Regions from separate parts of the Homo sapiens genome. Here region 2 is linked to region 1. The links are chromatin contacts, found by Hi-C in ENCODE. All regions are on one chromosome and are shown on one strand. The core of a region is the stretch at or near the end of the contact, and the rest is flanking DNA. Distances in the headings are between cores, read along the strand shown. Region 1 holds the start of HTR4 (5-hydroxytryptamine receptor 4). Region 2 has its middle 76 kb from the start of HTR4.

Region 1 (2,756 bases), core at 149-2,648:
TTAAGGGCCAGAGAATCCATCCCAGCGATGGAAGACAGGGAGGGCAAACTTGAACCAGTGTCCTTCCATCAAAAGCCTCCTTTGGTTCATGCCAAACCTATACCCTAAGAAACATTCTGTTTCTTCATTTGATTGGACCAAATGGAAATCAAGCCAAGATTTTCTCTTAACATTGAACTCTAGGAAGACAAGCTCATGCCTACCACTTTTTGACCTCTGCCAGCTGCCACTTCCTTGTACCAACATCCACTTCTTTCAAAGACAACTAACAGCACAGTGCCGCACAGGGTAGCAAGCTGTGAGGAAATGCATCTGAAATCGGGATTGGGATTCTGTGAAAGGCAACTGCAGGATGGTTGCGAGTACCGGCAGTGACCGCCAAGGCTTTATGCAGCACATCGTACCCACACACTCATGGCTACGTATACACACACATCAAAGTGGACGCTCAAGACACACTATCTTGTCTCTCTCTCTCTAACACACACACACACACACACACAGCACACTCTGGGCTGCACATCAAGGACCAGCCATAGAGTCCACACACACATCCAGTTACACACTTGGCTATGGATGCACAGCCTGTGCGCGCTCTCTCTTACACACACGCACACACACAAATCTTTACATACACAACCTCCCTTGTATAGTCAGTGAGCACACATGCAGTTTCACAAGTACTTACATACACAAGTGGAAAGCACCAGCCCCAAGCCTACAGTGATCCCACGCTGGAAACACGTTGTATACAACCAGCCAGCCCACCTACACCCTGAGCCGCCCCGAAGCCCACCCTGCCGCAAAGCCGGGTGTCCTGAGTCCAGAACCCCCAAGCCCCCGACCCCGTCGTGCTGCCCCGCCCCCGCCGCGTCCCCACCGGCACCCGTGGGCTCCTGGGGTCCCGACCCCCGGCGCACTTGCCGCACATACCCGCTGCCAGAGGCGAGGGAGCGAGGTGCCCTGGCAGATTCGAGCGGCCACCCCCAGCCGCTGAGCCGAGCTTCTGCTGCCGCCGCTGCCGCTGCGCTCCCAGCCGCTGCCTGCGCCCTCCCTGCCGCCCCCTCGGGTGCGGGCTCCAGCCCCCGCGCTGGGGAGCCGGCGAGCGTGAGGCGCGGGCCAGGGGCTGCGGGCGCAGGACCCCAGCCCCGGATCACCTGGGCTCGCCGCGCATCGTCCTTCTCCCCAACCGAGCCGGACTCCACGGGCTCAACAGCCCCCAGCCCCGGTGGTCCCCGCTGCCCTGCCCGCTGCCGCCCCCACTGGGCGCCAGGGACAGCGGGGGTGCCGCTCTGCCGGCAGGGCGCACAGGGGAGTGGGCACAGAGGCGGGCTGGAGCGATCTCACCCGTTCCGGGCTGGCCAGCACGCGCCCTCCCTGGCCGGAGCGCTGCTCATCTGATGGAGGGCAGGAAGGAGCCCTGGGCTGACTGCAGGCTCCTGGGTGACCTTGGACAAGTTGGTTAGCCTCTCTGAGTGCCCACTTCCTCTATTCAAATATAATAAACATGAAAGCGTTTGTGGCGTCTGTGCCAGGGAAATCCTATCCCTGTATAGTTTACTTCCTTCTTATGCCTCTGCCTCTGCCAGAGCAGGGAGAGTTTGGGTGCAGGGTTCAGAGTGAGCTTCGTAGCACCTTGGATATAAGACTCAAGTTTTCCAGAGACAATGATTCCATTTGCCTGAAGTCTTCCTAAATGATCCTGTCCATATTGATAGTCCACTATTTGCTGTCTTAGCCTGTCCTCCCAGCTTTGACCACCTGTGACCTTGAGCATGTAATTAAACAAGAGTCAAGCCTCAACGCTCCCGTCTGTAACACGGGCATAAACTCACAGTTGTGTGGTGCAGGTGTGCCACTTAGTGAGTTGCAGTACCTGTGAGGGACGGTGACAGAGTGAAAAATATTTTTCCTCAACACATGTGACAAAAGCCTCAAATTCCAAGGATAAAATAATTCAAGAGTTAGCCTAAGCATGTTGGGAAGGGCAGGAGCGAGCAGAGCCTTCCTTCACGGAGGCAGGCAGGGAGCAAAGGGGTAATGGGTGAATAATTCACCCCCTCAAGGGCCACTGAGGCCTCCTGGAACCTAAACAAAACAGAGAAGCTGTGGACAGTGATTAACTTCTGAAAGTAAATAAATCTGCAAAGACAATCTTAAAAATTATTAACTTAACGATTGTAAGCACATCTCAAGTGAACTGGAAATTTAAATTGACCAACTTATCCATGCTAGAAACCTTTGAGTTGGTCCCTTTTTTAGTTTCTCTCTGTTGACATGCCTTGTCTCTCATTTTCCCTCTATTTTGTTAGGTCCTTCCTTCTTCCTCATGGTCTATATTTCTTCCCCATCTTACTCTTACACTTTTTTCTCTCTTCTTTCCTTCTCCTCCCATCTGAGTCCCCATTCTGTGTATGTCTTCTTCACCATCTTTGTGCCAAGTTTTTGTCTCAACATCTCTCAGCCATTTCCACCTGTTAGTTCTTTCCTTGGTGTGTATGTCTTGAATATGTATTTATCTCATATCCCCTATGAAAAATTTAAAAGGAGAGGAGCTGTAGATTGTTTCTTTAATGACAATAAGATCTAAACTTGAATTTGCCACTACTCCCCTTCCCTAAACCAAACACCTCACTTAAATAAAGCCATTATCCTCACTCATGGATGCTCAGAGCCTGAATCATCTTTGACACCTCCACCTCTGTTCCCCTTCTCCCCACTTTCTACTCAAACATTTGCCAGTTCCTGGGGACTCT
Region 2 (3,037 bases), core at 295-2,794, 76 kb after region 1:
TAGCATTCAAGGGAGGCTTTCTGCTTAATAGCCAAATAATTCTATCTAAACCCCCATTCAATATTTTATCAATTTATTGTATAATAGCTATATTTTATCCTCCTTCTTACTCCTGAGAATTCTCAGGAAATAGTTCACACAATAACAAATCCACCTTGATTATCATTGGCCATCTCTTACTCTGAACCACTGCTGTAGGCCCCTCTGCTGGTCACCTCTCACAACTGTTTCTCAGGATCTTTTTGCAAGATGTTCTCAAAGAACACAGCCCAAGGGACACAGCCCCTGTCTTGGTATAGCCCATGCCAGAAGAACACAGACCTTTTCCTAATTCTCCTTAACCCAGCACATGCTAAGCTGTGAGGTCTGATGTCTACTGAAATATTGATAATAATGCAAGGAAAATGAAAATTTGTAACTGATACGAGATAGAACCACTCCTATGATCCATAGGTCTGAGAGTGTTTTTCCTCCTTCCTTCCTTTCAAGAACTGGCTCATCTCCCCCATGAGAATTTTATTGTCTTTTTTGCCCATTGAGTCCAAACTCTTACCTGCTTCAGCCCCAGAGGAATGAAAAAGCAAACCTACCCCCTTCCCTAATTTAAGGCCCAATTTATTTCTTTGATAGAATAAATCACAATAAAAACATATCCTTTCCACTATTCTGGGCTCCAGACAAGGCCACTAGAAAGTATAGTTCTCTACATATGTTCATCTGACTGGGGGACACAGAACACTTTAATCCACAGTGAACTAAACCACACCAGCTGCAGATCATGTTTACAGCTCAGCTGAAACAAAACATCAGATCTGCCTGCTGCCTGTTGGGAGGAATCAGGTCTTAGGAAGATCTATCAATATTTAAGCCAACATATTTCCCAAGAGAAAACAGTGATTTTTCTGGGATAGCCCAAACTAAATCTACATGAAGAAAATAAAACATCTCTTCTTGTAAGGACACAGTCATATCAAGGATACTCCCAATTTGTATTACTAACAGAGCACATAACTTACATCCTGATCTGAAAACTTTAGCAGGATTTTACTGACATCGTGGGTTCAGAGCTTCCCTGAGTGGAGGGAAAAGCAGGCATCTGTCTTACATGTATGTGATGTAATGTGTCGCCAAAGACTTAAGGCTAGGAAAGCAGTCCAGGAGGGCAAAATAAGCCTTGAATTCCCTGGTGAAGCATGATGAGTGATGTACAGAGGAATTTGGTAAACAGCAGGCTGAAAGTTTATGCTGGCAAATGTTACCTCCAGCAGCAAGACCCAGTATGAGAGACAAATGAAACATCCTTGGCAGCAAAGGCAGGTTTCTATTATCTTTGTTGTAAGGAGGCTTATCCTTGGGTCACAAAAGTCTGTCCAGGGTAATGATTCAGAATGCCATAGGGAGCTGCCAACAGCAAGGGCTGAAGGGAGGATTTGATTCATCTCTTGCTGGTATTGCTTCTCTTGCGGTTTCAATGCTAGAAGTGAAGTATCAGTGACAAGAGCTTGCTCTCCTGGAGAGGTGTTCAGAAGGCACAGGAGCCAGCAAGGTGGGCTCCATTTCAGGTCTTCACCATTTATGAGCTGGGCGGCTGTAACTCTGGGCGAGGTGTTTCAAATTTCTACCTGCCAGCTGGAAAATAGCACAGCGAATGGAGGATCTGGGCATGCTTTACTAGTTTTCAAGCTTGGATGACGGGGGGATTGGCAAAAGTGAACACCTAAGGGGAGATGGATACAGATGGCAAGACAGAGAATCACGGGACCCCTTTTACAAATGAGTAGCCCCCAACTGTCAGATAATTTGAGCTCGGTTTCCCTGCAGTTTGTCCTTTTCAGATTTTTTTGTAAAAGTTTAAAGGAGCTCCAGCACAATTCATTTGACAATAGTAACTATTTACTGTGACTACTTCCAATTGTGGCCAAGATCTGCCCTCTAGTGGTCTGACAATTGCAATGCCTCTTACTATTACATTGTTGAACTTGGTAATTTTCAACGGTCGGGCGACCCCTGTTGTCATAATAGTCGTATCTCAGTATGTTGAGCTAAAAGAAACTTCAAAAATCATCTGGTCTGTTTCTTTTCATAACTAATTCCTCCCAAAAATGCACCTGGCTCTTGCTTTAACACCCAACTCCACGTAAAGATAGCAGAGCAAAACAGGATCACAGAAACTTCTTTCCCCACCTGATGAAATGGTTATTTTTTAAGCCAAATAATACATTAGCGGCTAGAGAGGAAAGGGTACTGCTTGAATCATAAGGTTTGGCATCCATGAAAAGAAAGATTCTGATATGACTGGTACAACTTCTAAGGCCAGCCCTTCTCCCAAAAGCAAAGGTAGTCAACGAAATACTGAGAATTCAAAAGAATATGCTTTAATTAAAAAATAAATAGAAAGCCACACCCACCTCTGAAACTGATTCTTTGGTGAGGAGAAGACACGATAGTTCCAGATAAAGTGAGAAAGACATCAAGGAGAATCCATCCGCGTCATTTTACAGAAACTACAAACAAAACTGCTCCCTGTTAAGCATGAGCAAAATGAAAAGAAACAGTACAAAATTATGCAAATCTGCTACTACAAAATAAGTAGTAAGCAAGAAAAAGGCAAAACAAAACCAAAACCAAAAACCCTCAGGAAGAAAATAAAACTCAAAGGTGAAGTGCAAGTTCTTTTTGAACGCTTAATTACAGAGAAGAGTTCATTAAGAATATCAATTCAGTAAAACAGTACCTCTAAGATAAATTATAAAATAAAGAAGATGGAAGAAGACATTGTGGAGCTAAGAAAAATTGAAAAACAAAACAATGAGTTATAAATGTAATAAGTTATAAATTGCAAAGGAGAGAAAAATGTAGCTGCAAATGTCATGGAGAGATGGCTGGGGACAGTCATAGAAAATGCAGGATGAAAAGACAAAGCAATTAAAATAAAGGTAGATACAGAGAGAAAAAATTATCCAACGTGAAGACAACTGACATCCTTAGAGTACAAGGAAAGAAAAAAGAGAATTCAAAGATATAACCTAAAAAGTTT

The links. A loop is a pair of places that touch in the nucleus more often than their neighbours do. Pooled maps may share reads with other maps.
Region 2: a loop to region 1 is called in a map of left cardiac atrium, with 2.2 times the contacts of the local background. The contact joins the enhancer-like site here to the promoter of HTR4 in region 1. A Hi-C loop is called at or near these places in 1 of 168 maps with a recorded cell type or tissue (left cardiac atrium) and 5 of 50 pooled maps.

What each region holds. Positions count from the first base shown.
Region 1 is chr5:148,653,129-148,655,884 of GRCh38, forward strand. It overlaps HTR4 (5-hydroxytryptamine receptor 4), which reads right to left and starts at 1,399. Exons shown (of 7, transcript NM_000870.7): 1 at 934-1,399.
Region 2 is chr5:148,729,172-148,732,208 of GRCh38, forward strand. No RefSeq gene overlaps it. Among named protein-coding and RNA genes, the nearest start is that of HTR4, 76 kb to the left of the region's middle. Within about 2 kb of position 1,545, at least 2 of the 41 ENCODE cell types and tissues checked have a DNase peak (open chromatin) inside an H3K27ac peak, as active enhancers do.